Regions from separate parts of the Mus musculus genome. Here region 2 is linked to region 1. Evidence: chromatin loops called from intact Hi-C (ENCODE). Cell type or tissue: left cerebral cortex. All regions are shown on one strand.

Region 1 (8,000 bases):
ACCCCCAGTGACTGTGGTATTAGGTTTTTGGCCATCCAGCCAAGTTCCAGCAGACTACTAGACTGGGAAGCCAGCTAATTAGGAATATCTTCTTCCTTCTTCCTTAAGAGAAATCCCGGCTAGGCATACAGCGTCTTCCAGATATCCAGGAAGGAGATTTTTAAGAAAGTCAGTTCATGCAAATGAAACAAGAGGATTTCCTTCTTTTTGTTCCAAATCTTGGAATCTGGGGACTGTATTGTCATAAGAAAGGGCCATGACACTTTTGTTCCAAGACATTAAATAGTCACATTAACTGGGCAAGCTCACCCCTACATCCATGTGCATCTGGTAGAAACTGGGTCTTTGACATCCCCTGCTTCCCTTGGGACCTTTCTTAGGCCAAATCTCCAAGCCAATGCCATCTCTGGTATGTCCCTCCCTAATAACCTACAAGCTATGTTGAGCCTTGATAATGATCTCTGCTTTCCTCCTGTGACAACTGTCAACATTTTTTCTTCTCTGCTTCCTCTCAAGAGAAGCCACTTACTTTTAAAGAAACAGTTTCCTGCTATGTCCCAAGCTATCTCTGAACTTGCTATGTCCTAGGGTTGCAGGAGTGTCCACCTTGCCCTGCTTTGGCCCTTTAACTTCAGAGCATGCTCCAAGGTTCCATGGTACCTTACTGTTTCTTTATCTTCTTTTCCTTCAGTGCCTTAATTGAGAGCAAATCTCTCCTTGTCTCTCTGGGGGCCTGAAACACGGTTGTTATAAGGAATAATTCTCAACTGGGGAGATGAAAACAAGCATCCATTCAAGGCAGGTCTTGGCTATATACCTCGTAATTGTGTCACTTCAGGTGGATGGTTTGACATCCCTGAGCTTAACTCTTGTGTTAGAATCATATAGATGTTGCCATTAGAGGGAGACACGGTCAATGCATGTCACAGTGACTGGTACACAGCGGCGGCTGTGATTCTAACATGCCATCTTCATTTCTTTGCACGCACACAACTCGTACTATTAAAGTTAATCTTGCTCCCTATCTGCCACTCTACAAATGTGATTTATGAGCCGGCACCTGGCTCACCACATTCAATAAGTCCAATCTCACTGAATATGCTTCCAGCAGTGTTTATGATATGTCTGCTCTTTCTGATGTCTAGATACAGTGACCGAAGCAGAGATTAGGAAGGTGAACCAAGATTCCTGGAGGACACCTCTGGCACCCTTTGCCCTCACCTCTGGCACTGGTCTCTGATTATTTGTTTATCTCATAGCACCTGATCCATCAAAATGATGTCCTTGGCAGTAGCAGGATATACCTGGGTTGGGAAAGGAGGGCCATGAACTTGCTATTCGGGAGATTGTCCTGCTGGCTAAGGGCGGGGGTAGTGGGTAACAGGTAGGCTTAGGAGAACTGGACATGCTTGGTTGGACTGTACTCTCCATTTCTATGGAACCACTTGACCTCAGTCCAGGGTGGGGCAGGCCTTGCAGGATAGGAAGTGAGTTGAGGAAGAGCGGCTTATGCTGAGGCTCTCCCAGAAGGTGTCTTTCCATGGTAAACCTGCATGTTAAGAAATACTCTTCCTCTAGATGCAAGAATATGACTAAGCTATGATGGATGCAGAGCAACAGGCAATGATACGTCCATGGTCCTCTAGGTGCCCGAAGTCCAGGCAGATGAGGGAAGCTAGCAAGAACCCTGGTCCTGCCAGGCATCTGACAGTGCCTGGATGCTGACTGACAAGGACAGGACATGGAGAGATGGAGCTTGAGGCAGGGTTGGGTTTTTCCAAGTATAGGATACAGTCACATGATATGGAGGGAAGAGATGGAAGAGTCAGGACCATACTGAAAACTAAAATTTGGGCCATATGTATAGAAGGGAGAGGGGAAGTAGGGATGGTATGGAAGAGAAATCACACCGTAACTATGAAAGCCAGCCCCTGGAAGGTGTGGATGTAACCCACAGGATGCTGGGGGTGTCTTGGAGAAGCAAAAACAAACCAACAAATCAAACTAGGGTTACAGGTCTGGGTTCAAGTCCTGACAAGTGGGAACTGGCCACTCATTTGTGACTAAGTCACTGAACTCTCAACTCCCTGTTTCCCATCCTTGGAACCGGGGTCATAGTATCGTCCATGAGATTCCATGGAGCAAGTCAAGAATTGAGTTTGTAATACTGGGATTCACCATATTGCAGCCATGGGATCTGACTAGGCATGGCTTTCTTGACTTGCCTCTGGCCTAGCTCTGCTTTGGAAACAGATTTTTTTTTTGGACAAGAAAATGTCATGGTAACATCTGGTTCTTTTCCTGATGTTTTATAAGGCAAATAGTCCTTTCCAAGTGAACAACTCGGGTTTCAATGGTAAACTGAGGCACAGAGAACCTTCTAGGCTTGACTGGGTCTTAGATTACATCATATGTGAGTGCTCCATCTGCAAACTTGGGGGTCTGTGGCTGAATATACACGAGGAGCATGTGGGCCCCGCTGGGGACAAGATCTTGACCCAGCAAAGGAAGTCCAGGGAGGAGAGTGGCTGGAATGCCAATCCTCATTGTCCATAAGCAACCCAAGATCTCCTGATATTGGCCATCCAGGATCTTTGGTCTCCACCATGGTAATTGACTCTGGCACCCATCACTGCCTTAGCCTGCCCCTCGTTGAGACTCAGGCTGGTGAGCTGCTTGCACCCCACTGTAGAGGACCATTTGGAGGGTTTGAAGAGGTGTTGGTATGTGTCGTGGGTCTTTGTCTCTTCTGTCTTGGGATCCTCTTTCTCTCCTTAATGGCTGAGTGCTTGAAGCAAGCCTGAGTCAGTCTCCACCATTCCAGAACTTCTTTGCTGGGCCTGACTTAGCATCCTTCTTCTAAGGGACCCTTTAATTTGGAGTCTTGTCCACCCCATCCCCGTCCGTCCCTCCCTCCATCCCTCTTTCCCTCCCCCCACTCTTTCTTGTACTTGCTTGTGTACATACTGTGTCCCACCATCCTTCCCATAGCTCTCTAGCTCCTTCTCCCAATCTCTTGTCTAATCTCACCCCACTGTGATCCCCAGCACTCCGCCTGCAGGATGGGAGCTGGGAGGCGGTGACTAATGTGCTCGGAGGTGAGTCATCTGCTAAATATAAAACCCACTCACATCCCTGGATGCAAAAATCCTGAGACTCCGCATCCTTCTCCATCCTCCCTCCCTCCTGAGGGCGGGGCAGGAGGAGTTTTACTCTGCACAGAAAACAAGTAAACACCACCACCACCACCACCACCACCACCACCACGAAGCTGCAGTGGTACCAGCATCTTCCCTGTGTCCTTCAGCTCTGTCCTGTCAGGGCAGCCGATGTCCCTGGTCTATGTAGGTACTCTGGGGAGGAGGAGTAAGAGAGAGCCTTGACTCCTGAACCACTGAGCAGTTAAAGAGGCAGGCATTTCTTTACGATCCCCCTCTTCTCAGCTTCTGCCCTTTTGTGTCAAGAAGCTCAAACTGTCCCTTGTCCTCAAAGGTACTCAGCCTCCAAACACAGGCATGCGTGGCAGACTAGGGCACACGCCCACATGCAGGATTGAAATGCAGGGTTTGCATATAGGGGGCCAGGACAAGTAACACCTACTTCTTACATACAGTTGGATTCTTTCTAGGGCTCATAGCTAGTGTCTTCAGCTTCAGGTTCTTCTGTATGGACAGACATCACACACACACACACACACACACACACACACACCTCCATATATGTATGGTATCTTTGACTTTATCATGAACACATATATGCAACATCCTCTATGTATTTAGTATTTGATATTGCCTTTGTGTCCGGTGGTCTTTTCACCATTTTGCTGGAATGTTCTTATACTCCTTTGCGATGCAGCCCCTCAGTGTTCTCGCTTTACAGATGTGGAGCCCAAAGTTATGCAGTTATGCAAGAGCTAAGACAGCTGTCCCAAAGGGCAATGCCAGGACTGACTGAACCTATGTGCCTCGCCTACAGGCTAAGCTAGTGCTTTTCAGACTTCTGTGAAACCAACAGATGCTAACAAAGATATCTGTGTCTCAGCGTGTGTGTCCACATGTGCTTACATATAAAACACAGCTTGAAGGAGTAGCACTAACCCTGACCACCTTCAAATTTCATCTCTCCTATGAATCCCATGCTATGCGAATCTACCCTACTCTTCCAAAGCTAATCTCTTTCTGATTTCGCTTTAACAGTGCCAGTGCCCTTCAAGTTTGTTCTGTGCCCCTCTGAGCCCATGAAAACCATTGTGACATCAGAGCGTGATCACGGCTTCAGTGGATGGTGTGAGTGCCGAGTCCTGCTCCTAAGAGAACAGATTTCCTCTGTGGCTTTAGACAAGTGTCTTGACTTCTCTGGGCTTTGTCTTCATAGAACCTGTTTGCCATGGGGTCTTACAGGATAGCTGGAGGCCCAGATCCTCCCAGACTTAGATAAGGTGGCCTCCTCAAGTGTGATTTGGCACTCACACGGTGTGCATGGGATGCAGGGAAAACCCAACAGATGGCCTGGCAGTGTCCACTCTGGCTCCAGGGTGCACTTCTCCCTGCAGCCCAGGGCATGAGGATGACCCCGTTTCCAGCCTGGGGGGCATTTGATCTGATTGAAGCTCACATTTTCTCACGTAAAACATCCCTTTCATTCCTTTCCTCGTCCTATTTTTCTGCTTCTCATACTTAATCCCTTTTGGATTTGGGAAAGACCAAGACAAGACCCCTTTGATTGAGCTTAAGAGTTTATATGCGCAGAGAGACGCAGAGATGGAGTCATGGATCAGAATCATCTCTCCAAATGGACAGCACCTGTGTTCCGATCTCTGCTGGGTCACTGAGAGGCTGTGTGAGTGGAGAGCCGACATCTGCCCTGCCTGGGCATGGTCAGACAGGCGGCACCTGGACGGGTCTCATCCTGAATACACCTTCTAGGAAATGAGAGGATACAACTGAGACAGGAAGGAGAGGACTAGCGTCAGGGAGAACCTCCCAACGAAGGGCCTAAGAGTTCGGGAGGGTAGGAAATACTGTGTTTTTAATAATTCAGGGAGCCTGCCAGTCTTCAAAACCTGGCCACGCTTACTTGGTCATTGCCTCCCAACCTTCTGCAGTGGCTTGTCTGGGAGGGGGTTGGTTGTGGGAGATCTGCCAACAACAACAACAAAGAACTGTCATAGCAGGACACCCAGGGGCATTGCCTGGTGTTACCAATGAGATTCAGAGGAGGTTTGGCTTGCTTGGATCTCACAGAGAATCAGAGCCTCGGAACTATCATGCTTGCTATGTCCACGATCCTAAAGGTCAGGCCAGCTCTGACCCTAGGGACAGTCTGGGAGTGTATCCCAGCCCTCTACCTCTCTGACATGGAATGAGCCAGTGGAAGGATGGTTCCTCTCTCCCAACCTCCCATCATCCCAGGTCAGCCCTGGCCAGGTAAATGGCCAGGGCTCCTGTACGTAGTAGTCAGCTTCTTGTGTCTGTAACGAAACAGCCGAGGAAGGCTAACTTTATAAAGAAGAGAAGTTTATTTGACTCCCAGTTTTAGAGCTTTCAAAATCTGAAAAGCATGACACAGGCTCTGGTGAAGAGCGCATGGCAGATGGCGGGAGTATGAGGGGGAGGAAGGATCGCACCTCAGACAGAGTGCGATGGAGCTGGGCTTTTATAACAACCTTCCCACAACAACTAACCAGAGACCCACGAGAAACTTCTCAGTGCTTCTAAGGAAGGCACATCAGCATGGACCTGGAGGTCCTCTGCTAGAAACAGCCCCATTTTTGCATGTGTGCATTATGTGGCCTGTGTGCCTACATGTTTGCACGTATGCGAGTGAACACATGGATAATATGCATGCATGTGCAGGCCAGAGGGGATGCTGGGTATATCTTCCTTGATGGACCCCTATCTTATGTATTAAGGCAAGGTTTCTCACTTGAACCCAAAGCTTGCCCATACACATAGTCTAGATAGCCGGTCCTCTTCAGGGACGCCCCCCATCTGCCTCCAGAGTGCTGGGATTATTTACCCAGTGTCTCTGTGGGTGCTTAGGGTTTGGACTGTGATGCTCATGCTTGCTCAAAAGCACTTGTCCTATAGAGCTGTCTCTCTAGCCCCTAGATTCCTACCTCTCGGTGATGGTTTGTATGTGTTTGGCCCAGGGAGTGGCACTATTTGGAGGTGTGGCCTTGTTGGAATAGGTGTATCATTGTAGGCATGGGCTTTAATACCCTAGTCCTAGCTGCCCGGAAGCCAGTCTCCTCATATGAAGCCAGCCTTCAGATGAAGATGTAGAACTCTCAGCTCTGCTTGCACCATGCCTGCCTGGATGCTGCCGTGTTCTTGTCTTGATGATTATGGGCTGAACCTGTAAGCCAGCCACAGTTCAGTGCTGTTCTTATAAGAGTTGCCTTGGTCATGGTGTCTATTTACAACAGTAAACCTCTAAGACACTGTTAAAGGTGCCCCAGTCCTTCTCAACCCTGCCACCCTGCAGACCAAAGTCCCACCACACAATTCCCTGGACATCAAGTAACAGGTCTCCGCGCCTGTTTCTCTAAAGCACAGCTTCCCTTAGAGGGAGGCTTTGCAGATCAGCATCCCCTGGTCTCTGGTAGGGATGACGACAGAACTGTCAGGCTGGCGACCTTTGCCCTCCACTCTTATCTGGAAGAAAGGAAGTCCTGAGGGTGTCTTGGTATGCCGAGGCATGTAGGATGAGATTTTTTTTTTCCTTGTGCCTAGGTGCCTCCCCCTCCCCCTCGCACCCCATCAGAAATCACTTGGAACCTAATTTTGTAACTGAATTCACACTCTGAGAAAGCCTTTGAGGAGTCATCTTGCTTCCTCTACTCTGAGAAAACCCAGCCCCAGCTGATGACCAGACCCTCTGAAGACACAGAACACCGTGCTATCCGAGAGCCACAGTGGACTCTGGGGACCTCCTTTTTTCCTCTATCCCTGAGGCAGAGGCTATTGCCATCTTTGTCAGGGACAGGGGAGGGATGTCCCTGAGTTCTCCTTGCAGAAAGGAAAGGAGTGCCATGGACCGTCACACTGCAGCAAGCAAGGCCTGCATTTCTAGAGGCTTCAGAGAGCTCATTTTGAGAAAGGAGCAGGCATGCCTCTGTTTTCATCACCCAGATGACAAGGATTGGACACCTTTGATGTCCACTCCACCCCACCCCACACTCTTTCAAAATGCATTTGCTCACAATGTCAGGCCAGTGTTTCAGGAGAGAGGTGGGCACCTCAGTGCTCCTGCCCATCTGACCCATGGTAATGGCACACAGACATACTGCCTGCTCTCCCACCCTGTCCCTTCCTTTCTGTTCTGCAGAACCTATGTATGGACTTCTCATTATTTCAAGCAAGAGAACCTTGTGGAAACTTCCAGTGCCACAGAGGCGGGAGCATGAGCTTGCAAAGCCTTCTCTGCAGTCGCTGCCGCAGGGACAGCTCTGTTGGCCCAAGCTCAGGTCAGAACAGGCACCAGGGATGGAGAAGCTAGGTTCCCTGAGGGAGAAAGGCCAGTCAGTGCAGAGGAAATGGCTCTGTGGCAGGATAGAGTGGCCTTGCTCAGTGGGAGCCCCTAACCATATGACTAGGTACCTATTACCACTCTATCATCTGGGAACAAAAGCTGCTCCTGACTCTAGAGGCAGCGACCAAGAAGTGAGGGCTCTCTGGGTCTGTGACAAATTATGTCATTGTCCTTGACCTAACAGTGAAGTCACCTACCTCTCAGCCACTAAGTGGCAGAAACGTGCCTGACTAGGCCCTCCATTCTCAGGACATCTGACCTCTCTGCCACTTTGACCTTCACGAGAGCCCAGCTGCCTGCACTCACCCAGGCTATCTGCCGAGGTCCCTGTCCTTGGCCTCTGCTGAGCCCTGCCCCCTTCCACATCTGAATGAGCTAGGGTCTGAGGGATACCGCGCTGGAAGAGAGACCAGCCTGAAGCTTTTCCCTTTAGGTCTGAGTTAGTCCTCCCAAACCCTTGAAAGGGA
Region 2 (8,000 bases), 75 kb before region 1:
TTCCCTTTTCCTTCCCTTCCCTTTTCCTTCCTTCCTTCCTTCCTTCCTTCCTTCCTTCCTTCCTTCCTTCCTTCCCTGGGCTCCTGGTATTAGAGTATCCTGGAGTACAAGAAGCAAGTGCATTTCCTGTCTTTCCATGCTCAGGCTCAAGCTCAAGGATTGTCTCTGAGGATCATCTACTTCTGAGGTTCCCAACTGAAGTTTTCCCTAATAATGGTTGGAGACTACTTGGGTTGTGGCAACTGGGGGTAGGTTGCTACTGGTATCTTGCAGGAGAGGAATGCTGAACACTATAAAATCTTCCACAACAGAAAAGCTTCCAGCCCAAATGCCATCTTTGTTGATGAGAAACTCACTGTACCTAGCCCCACCTCTCTCCCATTGTACCTAGTCCCGCCTCTACAACCCATGTATGTTCAACATACATATTTCACTGTCATTTCAAACTTAACACTCTCTAAACAAGCTTTGATTCCCTAGCCTCAGTGAAGGTCCCCATGAAACATTACCAGGGACAGGGACTAAGTGCTAAAGAGTTAGTAGATGCTGTTATCCCAGGTCGTGAGAATATGTGAGTAGGGATCAGAAACAAAGACACAAATGACCAAGTTGGCCATAGCCTCAGGAACACAGACACAGCCTGTCCCTGGGCCATGTGGCTGGTTGGCCCTCAGAAGGCAGAAGGTAGAGCAGTTCACTACAGCTGCATCCTAGCTTGCATCCCTTATGCTCCCACTGCTTCATGGAGATAATATTTTATTTCCAGGTGGCGGTCTGGCTCTCTGGGGCCTTTTTGTAGTTTATGGGAAACCGGCTCCACTCATTGCTGTGTAGCAACCACAGGAAGTAAAATGGGGCTGTGTGCAGAGCTGGTTCTTCCAGTAGCCTCTCCAGTGGAGGTGGGAAGGTAAGGACAATGTGACCAGGTAATAGCAGCGGCTTCACATTCAGACGGGAGAGACATTGTCTCAGATTCTACTCTAGCACATGGTGTTAGCACCTGCCCAATCATGGCGGCATGAAGCCCAGGGGACATTATTGAAACCCTTCTCTCTTTATATTCCATCCCCATTCCCTCTGAAAAAGCCAAGTTCAAGATTTTCTGAGCCTGCTCTTCTTCCATTCATCTGAGCTGTGCTTATGATGAGGGGCCCTGTCAGCCCCCTGCCTGCCAACGGTGATTGTAAATCTTTTAAAACCCCAAAGCAGGGTTGGTGTGATGGCTCTGTGGTTAAAGGTGCTTTCCACCAGACCTGATTCGGGGATCCAGTTATACACTGTCCTCTGACCTCCACACATGCACCACAGTTTATGTGTGTGGCCCCCATGCATGAAACAGACACACAGATAAAAAAATAAAATAATTTCAAAGTTAAAACCAAACAAAACACAGCAGGATGCTTCCTGCCTGTAACCCCAGTACTAGGGAGGTTTAAACAGGAGAGTTACTGTGTTTTTAGGGCCAGCCTGGGCTTCAGTGTAAAACCATTTCAAACAACAAGGAAATTGAATAAGCAAACAACACTCTCCCCATTAAAGACAACCATTTTATGTTGATGCATGTCCTTTGATGCCTTCTGTTGCCCTCTTCCTCCCAGCCTAAGGGGTCCCATGGTCCACCTGCCATGACCTTCCTTGTTATTTCTTCCTGTTCACAATGACCTTTTGGTTGCGTTAAGACTTGCATGTTTGTTCATAAACTATTTGTCTTTTATCCATTGGTCTGTGTTTCAGGTTGCCGATTCCCATGAGCCCTCTGCAGAGAGGTCTTTCCCATCTGGAAGCCCATCCTAGTACTGGACACACATTCTGGGTTTATTTCTTTACTCTGTGCCTCCCATTGAATGTGAGCTCCCTAAGATGTGGAACTGTATGTCACTGGTCACCCAGCGCTAGGACAAGGCTGGTCCAAAGCTAAGCAGAACAAACTTTTGTTGAATGTTTAAGGGCCTTCTGACCCCTAGCAACTGAGGACTCATGTGAAAAACGCCGAATCCTCATCTCAACAACTTTTTGTCCAGTTCCTCGGAGGTTCAAAGTCCCGCTTTAATCACATTAGCCACTTGGGAGGATCCAGTAATCCTGTTACTTACAACTCTGAATTTTTGAATTGGGAGGCTATGTAATCTGAAACACTTTTCTTAGGCAATCTCCTTATAATAAGGGATGAATCAGGACAAGGACGTGCACAGGAAACAAGAATTCAGGATCAGGAAGGAGGAAGTGGAAGACGGGGCGGGGGCAGTAAAACGGAGCAGGGAAGATGAAGTGAAGCTCTGGGACAAGGCAAGGAAATGTTGATGCAGTAGGTTCACTGTGAGATTTTTTAGCTGCAGCGACTACCGAACCATCATGCCTGACATTTCTTGGCAGAGCCTCGCATTTATTATTATTTTTCCACCAATGGAGCATCAGTGCAGAAGAGGAGCGGGGGCGGGGGGTAAGGAGTTTCTGGGATGAGGGACCAGTGTGCACTGGGTGGAGTTTAAGGTGGGAAGAAGTACTGTGCAATAGAACTCGCTGTTCATGGAAGAAAAGGCAGGGTTAGGAATCCGGAGGAGAGGAGCGAACAAACACTTATTTTTTTTTTTCCCCCTGAAAGGAATGCTGGGGTCTGAATCTGGAGGAGGAATTTAACTAGCTGTATCCCTGGGATCCTTCTAGAGGCCCCTGCCTTACTAGCCACAATAGAGCCAGGAGGATGTGATCATTGACTTTGATTAAAGAGGTTGGTGGTGTGGGCGGCAGGCGCCGCGAGCCGCGGTGGTGCGAAGGGGCGGTACCAAGGCCGTGCCAAGAACCAATCAGCGATGACTCTGGATTCTTGGGGGCTCCTCAGAGGCTCCGCAGCGGTGGAAGGACTGGAGCTGCTGGCTGCCTCCTCCGGTGCAGCCTGTATCCAGGTGCAGCGGCACTGGGGACGCGGTGCATATCCCTTGCTCAGACTGCCACTGTGACCCTTGCGCGAATATGTCCGGAGCCTAGAAAGTGGTCCTGAGCGGCAGAGGGCCACTGGGTGGGTGGGTGAGTGGGGAGGTTCGGAAGGCAGGACTGAGGGTAGGAAGCGAATTGGGCGACTTGCTTCTCACGTTTGTCCCAATTAGCACCAAGTTGGCAGACAATCCACAAATCCACGACACCTTTGCTTGTCCGCCCCCGCCGCCTCCCTTCCCCCTCCCGTCAAATTCTCTGCATTTCAGAATATTCTGACTGTAAGAAAACTTCAGCTCCCCCTCCTCGGTTCAAGTGAAACAGACACTTGGCACCACCTTCTCCCAGTAACACTGTGTGGATGAATCCCGGAGATCCTCAACTGCAGCGCTTACCAAACTGCACCCTTTGGAGTGTGGCTGGCGTGGGGTTGGGGGGCTAGGGTGGGCTGAGCAGAGAGGCCTCTGGGGGAGAGGCGGGGTGGCGCGGAGGAGCGAGATGCAGGAGCAAGATCGCCTGTGTGACTGCATCTAAAGCAGACTGGTCCAAGGAGTTCTGCCAGGGACACCACCGCCTGCATTGCGTCGGACCTGACCATCTCCAATGTGAAATTCCCGGGGAAGGTCGCTCGCAGCGGAGGGCCGTGCGTGGGAGGGGCTGCCGGCCGCCGGGAAAGAGGAGTTGGTGGTGGGCTTTTCGGGGGGGGGGGCGGAAGAAAAGCTGTGCAGGCAAGGATGGGAACTGAATGACAACCCCCCTCTGCCAAACCACCCCCTCATATTTTCCATCTACCTCCTCGCTCCTGCCCTCCCCCGCCCTCCCCAACCCACGCCCGGGTGGGCCAATCGCTGCTCCGCATTCCAGGCGCTTTCTCAGGTTTCTGCTGATCTTGCAGCGCCCAGAAATGGACCGAGCGAACCTGCGGCCGCACGCTCCCTGCCCCACTCGGAGCTGCTGAAGGCTCGCGGCGCGCCGCGGAGAGAGGTCCGTGCTGTGGTAGCGCAGGTTACCGGAGAGCCATGTAGAGCCAGGCTTTGAGCCGCCCGCCTCCCTCGGGATCGAATCAAGGGCTCCCGTAGTGTTCAGAGGGGGGCGAGAGTGCAGCTTATCGCCATTTGCTTGGGTGATTCCGGAGAAGGTGGCCTTTTTGTCTTTCCACCCCGCATCCTCCGGGACTCCCTTCCCCAGAGAGAGGACAGCGTCTCCAGGTTGCTTGCACCGTGTGAGGATGGGGGTAGGGTACGGACGTTTCCTCCGTAGCTGCTCGATAAAACGATCGGACTCCTGAGAGGAGAAGGACGGGAAACGCGAGGGGCCCCGGAGCCTCTCGCACGCTGCTGCGGTGGTGGCGGCTGCTCGTTCCGGCTGCTGCAAAGGCGACCTGCCGCATTCAGACTCTCCGCCGACTCAGCACAGCCTCTGCGCCAAGCCGGCCCGCCAGGTAGGAAGCTCTCTAGTTCGGGGCTGCAGAATCGGAGGTTGGGGGTGAAGGGTGGGGGAGGCTGAGGGTGCGGGGTTGCTCTCCGGGACCCGCAGCTCCTTCAGTATCTCTAAGCGCTTTTCCGATCTCCAGTTTTACGAAGTTGTAAACAGATCGGCTGTTGGGCGTTGGGAAAAGTGGGATGGAAGATTTCCAAACTTGGATTTCTGGGTGTCTGTTGTGTGTCTGTCTGTGAGTATGTGTTAACCCCAGTAAACGTCCGATGTGTTTTACAAAAGCTAGTAGTCTGTGCTCTTCGGTGTCTATAGGCTCGTCCCATCAGAATGCTTCTGATTTTCTACCCTCGTATCACTTTTTATTTCTCTGCAGCGTCCATCGATCGCCCCGGTGGGAGCTTAGAAGGCGGCAGGCGAAGAGGGGTAGGAGGGGGGGAGAGCCAAGGAGCAGCAAAGTGGGTGACAGGCCTGGGGAGCTGCTGAGTTGGCACTGCACCGTGTCCTAGAAGGGCTGCAGGAGGGGAGGGGAGCCGGGGCGAGCCCCGGAAGCGATGGCAGGTGTGCATTAAGGTGATCAGAGCAGGAAGAAAAACCCATTCACCAACACAAAAACAGAGCACCCCCCCCCAAAAAATACCCCAAGAGTAGCAAAAAAGCTTCACTGGGGGCCCTCAGGCGAGAGGGGTTTCCAAATTGCGTAAAAGGCAGAGTGGAGGAGGGGAGGTGATAACTAGCAAAGTTGCAGACTTCTGAACCTTCTGGCTCTGAAGCCCCTCCCTGTGAGCGTGGGGAAGACTCACTTTCCGGTGGGGGGGGCCGCTTGGGTCCCCCCCACCCCTACTCCCTCGCTCCTTCACAACCCGGGCTCTCTCCTGGCCTCCTACCCCTGCACCCTGCTTTCATCATGACGGTGATGTCGGGGGAGAATGCGGACGAGGCTTCGACCGCTCCAGGTCACCCCCAGGATGGCAGCTACCCGAGGCAGGCGGACCACGACGACCACGAATGCTGCGAGCGCGTAGTAATCAACATCTCCGGGCTGCGCTTCGAAACGCAGCTCAAGACTCTGGCACAGTTCCCCAACACGCTGCTGGGCAACCCGAAGAAACGCATGCGCTACTTTGACCCCCTGAGGAACGAGTACTTCTTTGACCGCAACCGGCCCAGCTTCGATGCCATCCTTTATTACTACCAGTCCGGGGGCCGCCTGCGCAGGCCGGTCAACGTGCCCCTGGACATGTTCTCCGAGGAGATTAAATTTTACGAGTTGGGCGAGGAAGCCATGGAGAAGTTCCGGGAAGATGAGGGCTTCATCAAGGAAGAGGAGCGCCCCCTACCCGAGAAGGAGTACCAGCGCCAGGTGTGGCTGCTCTTTGAGTATCCGGAGAGCTCAGGACCTGCCCGGGTTATTGCCATTGTGTCGGTCATGGTCATCCTCATCTCCATAGTCATCTTTTGCCTGGAGACTCTCCCTGAGCTGAAGGACGACAAGGACTTCACGGGCACCATCCACCGCATCGACAACACCACAGTCATCTATACTTCCAACATCTTCACAGACCCTTTCTTCATTGTGGAAACCTTGTGTATCATCTGGTTCTCTTTTGAGCTGGTGGTGCGCTTCTTCGCCTGCCCCAGCAAGACAGACTTCTTTAAGAACATCATGAACTTCATCGACATTGTGGCCATCATCCCTTATTTCATTACCCTGGGCACGGAGATAGCTGAGCAGGAGGGAAATCAGAAGGGCGAGCAGGCCACTTCCCTGGCCATCCTCAGGGTCATCCGCTTGGTAAGGGTGTTCAGAATCTTCAAACTCTCCCGCCACTCCAAGGGCCTTCAGATCCTGGGCCAGACCCTCAAAGCTAGTATGAGGGAGTTAGGGCTGCTCATCTTTTTCCTCTTCATTGGGGTCATACTGTTTTCTAGCGCAGTGTACTTTGCGGAGGCGGAAGAAGCTGAGTCGCACTTCTCCAGTATCCCCGATGCTTTCTGGTGGGCGGTGGTGTCCATGACCACTGTGGGATACGGTGACATGTACCCTGTGACAATTGGAGGCAAGATCGTGGGCTCCTTGTGTGCCATCGCTGGTGTGCTGACAATTGCCCTGCCCGTACCTGTCATTGTGTCCAATTTCAACTATTTCTACCACCGAGAAACTGAGGGGGAAGAGCAGGCTCAGTTGCTCCATGTTAGTTCTCCTAACTTAGCCTCTGACAGTGACCTCAGCCGCCGCAGCTCCTCTACTATCAGCAAGTCTGAGTACATGGAGATCGAAGAGGATATGAACAATAGCATAGCCCATTACAGACAGGCTAATATCAGAACTGGTAACTGCACCACAGCTGATCAAAACTGCGTTAATAAGAGCAAGCTCCTGACCGATGTTTAAAAAGCAACAGGCAAGCCAACAAAAGCCCCAAACAAACCCCTTGGCGACTCCTGTCCCGCTCTGTAGATACTTTACTAAGCAGTAGTCTTTGAATGCTTTATTTTGCTGGCAATGCATTGTTGCATTGTGAATTTGGGGAGTGGCGAACCTGAAGCTTTCAAGATCCATTAAAAAAAAAAAAAACCAAACACAAAGCAAAAAATAAAAACAAAAACACAAAAATGACCCAACAACCAACTATTTTCATTTTTATTAAAAAGAAAAGAAAGAGGATTTTCTTATAAATGCTCTCCATTAAGTAGTCTGTGTGAAATAAGACGATTTCCTTGTCCTGAAGTATTTCCAATCTTTTGGCTTAAGGTTTTGTTTTCGTTTTTTTATTTATTTATTTTTGTTTTGTTTTGTTTTTTCCCCTAAAAATCAGATGACCACTTAGGAATATAAAAATTCAAATCTGCATGGAACTCCACTCTAAACTTTTGCAAACCGCACAGCACATTTCAGATAGTGTGCTCTGTGGAACAGTTTCTAACAGCTTCAGTGGTCAGTGTGGGGGGGGGCAATGCTTTTATTTTGATCAACTGAATTGCATACAAGGTTAACAAAATCTGGACTAATTGAGAATGGTTCAGAAAGCACCTTGCAAATCTGATACTGGGCCCAATCTGTTGGGATTCTCTATCTGCCCCATTCTCCTAAATCCAGTCTATTCTCTAAGAAAAGGGTAACTTGATTAAATGAGTTGATTCATCTGTAGGGCTGCTAAGTTCTATCAACTGCAGATGATCCAAATGTAGTTTTTTTTAACCAATCCTGACCCCTGACCCCTGACCTTCAGAAGTGGATGTAAAACCTTACCCTCCTTATTGCAAGAGCACAAGAGTTAAATGGTAAGCATGTTTGAATCTGATAACATTTATTTTATAATCGCATGCCGAGAAAGTTAACCCAGACAATAGGGAATAAGCTTACGTTGAAATTGACTCTTCTAAATATAGGCCCTTTTCATTTGCATTCACCAAAAGTGCACTCCTTCATTTATTAACTCTTTTCTTAGCAACTAAAGTACTGTATTTAAGTACATACATTAGATGGGGACAATCCCTTTTCGGAGCTCAAAGCATGTTCTCTTAGTCAGCATTATGGCCTATTTGATTAAGATATACCTTGAATTAATTAATGCATGATTTCAGTGATAAAAATTAGAAAATACTAAAAATTACAAGTCTGTGGGACGAAA

What was found. Hi-C counts contacts between places; a loop is a spot of excess contacts. Peaks named below come from ENCODE experiments on the same cell type or tissue, not always from the same donor. Only the 100,000 strongest peaks of a DNase experiment are listed, where the experiment ranks them.
Region 2: a loop joins it to region 1, with 8 times the contacts of the local background. A loop is called at or near these places in 6 of 42 quality-filtered maps.

Annotation. Positions count from the first base shown.
Region 1 is chr6:126,565,141-126,573,140 of GRCm38, reverse strand. Gm33449 (a long non-coding RNA gene) reads left to right here. Exons shown (of 2, transcript XR_378038.3): 2 at 1-8,000. Among named protein-coding and RNA genes, the nearest start is that of Gm33320, 11 kb to the right of the region's middle. In left cerebral cortex, no CTCF peak of the experiment used is centred here; DNase peaks (open chromatin) are centred at 3,103 and 5,614; H3K27ac peaks cover 3,462 bases.
Region 2 is chr6:126,640,628-126,648,627 of GRCm38, reverse strand. Kcna1 (potassium voltage-gated channel, shaker-related subfamily, member 1) reads left to right here and starts at 2,827. Exons shown (of 2, transcript NM_010595.3): 1 at 2,827-4,372; 2 at 4,742-8,000. The coding sequence starts at 5,273. The coding sequence ends at 6,760. In left cerebral cortex, a CTCF peak has its summit at 5,695; DNase peaks (open chromatin) are centred at 4,231, 4,548, 5,495, 5,648 and 4 more places; H3K4me3 peaks cover 5,320 bases; H3K27ac peaks cover 3,915 bases.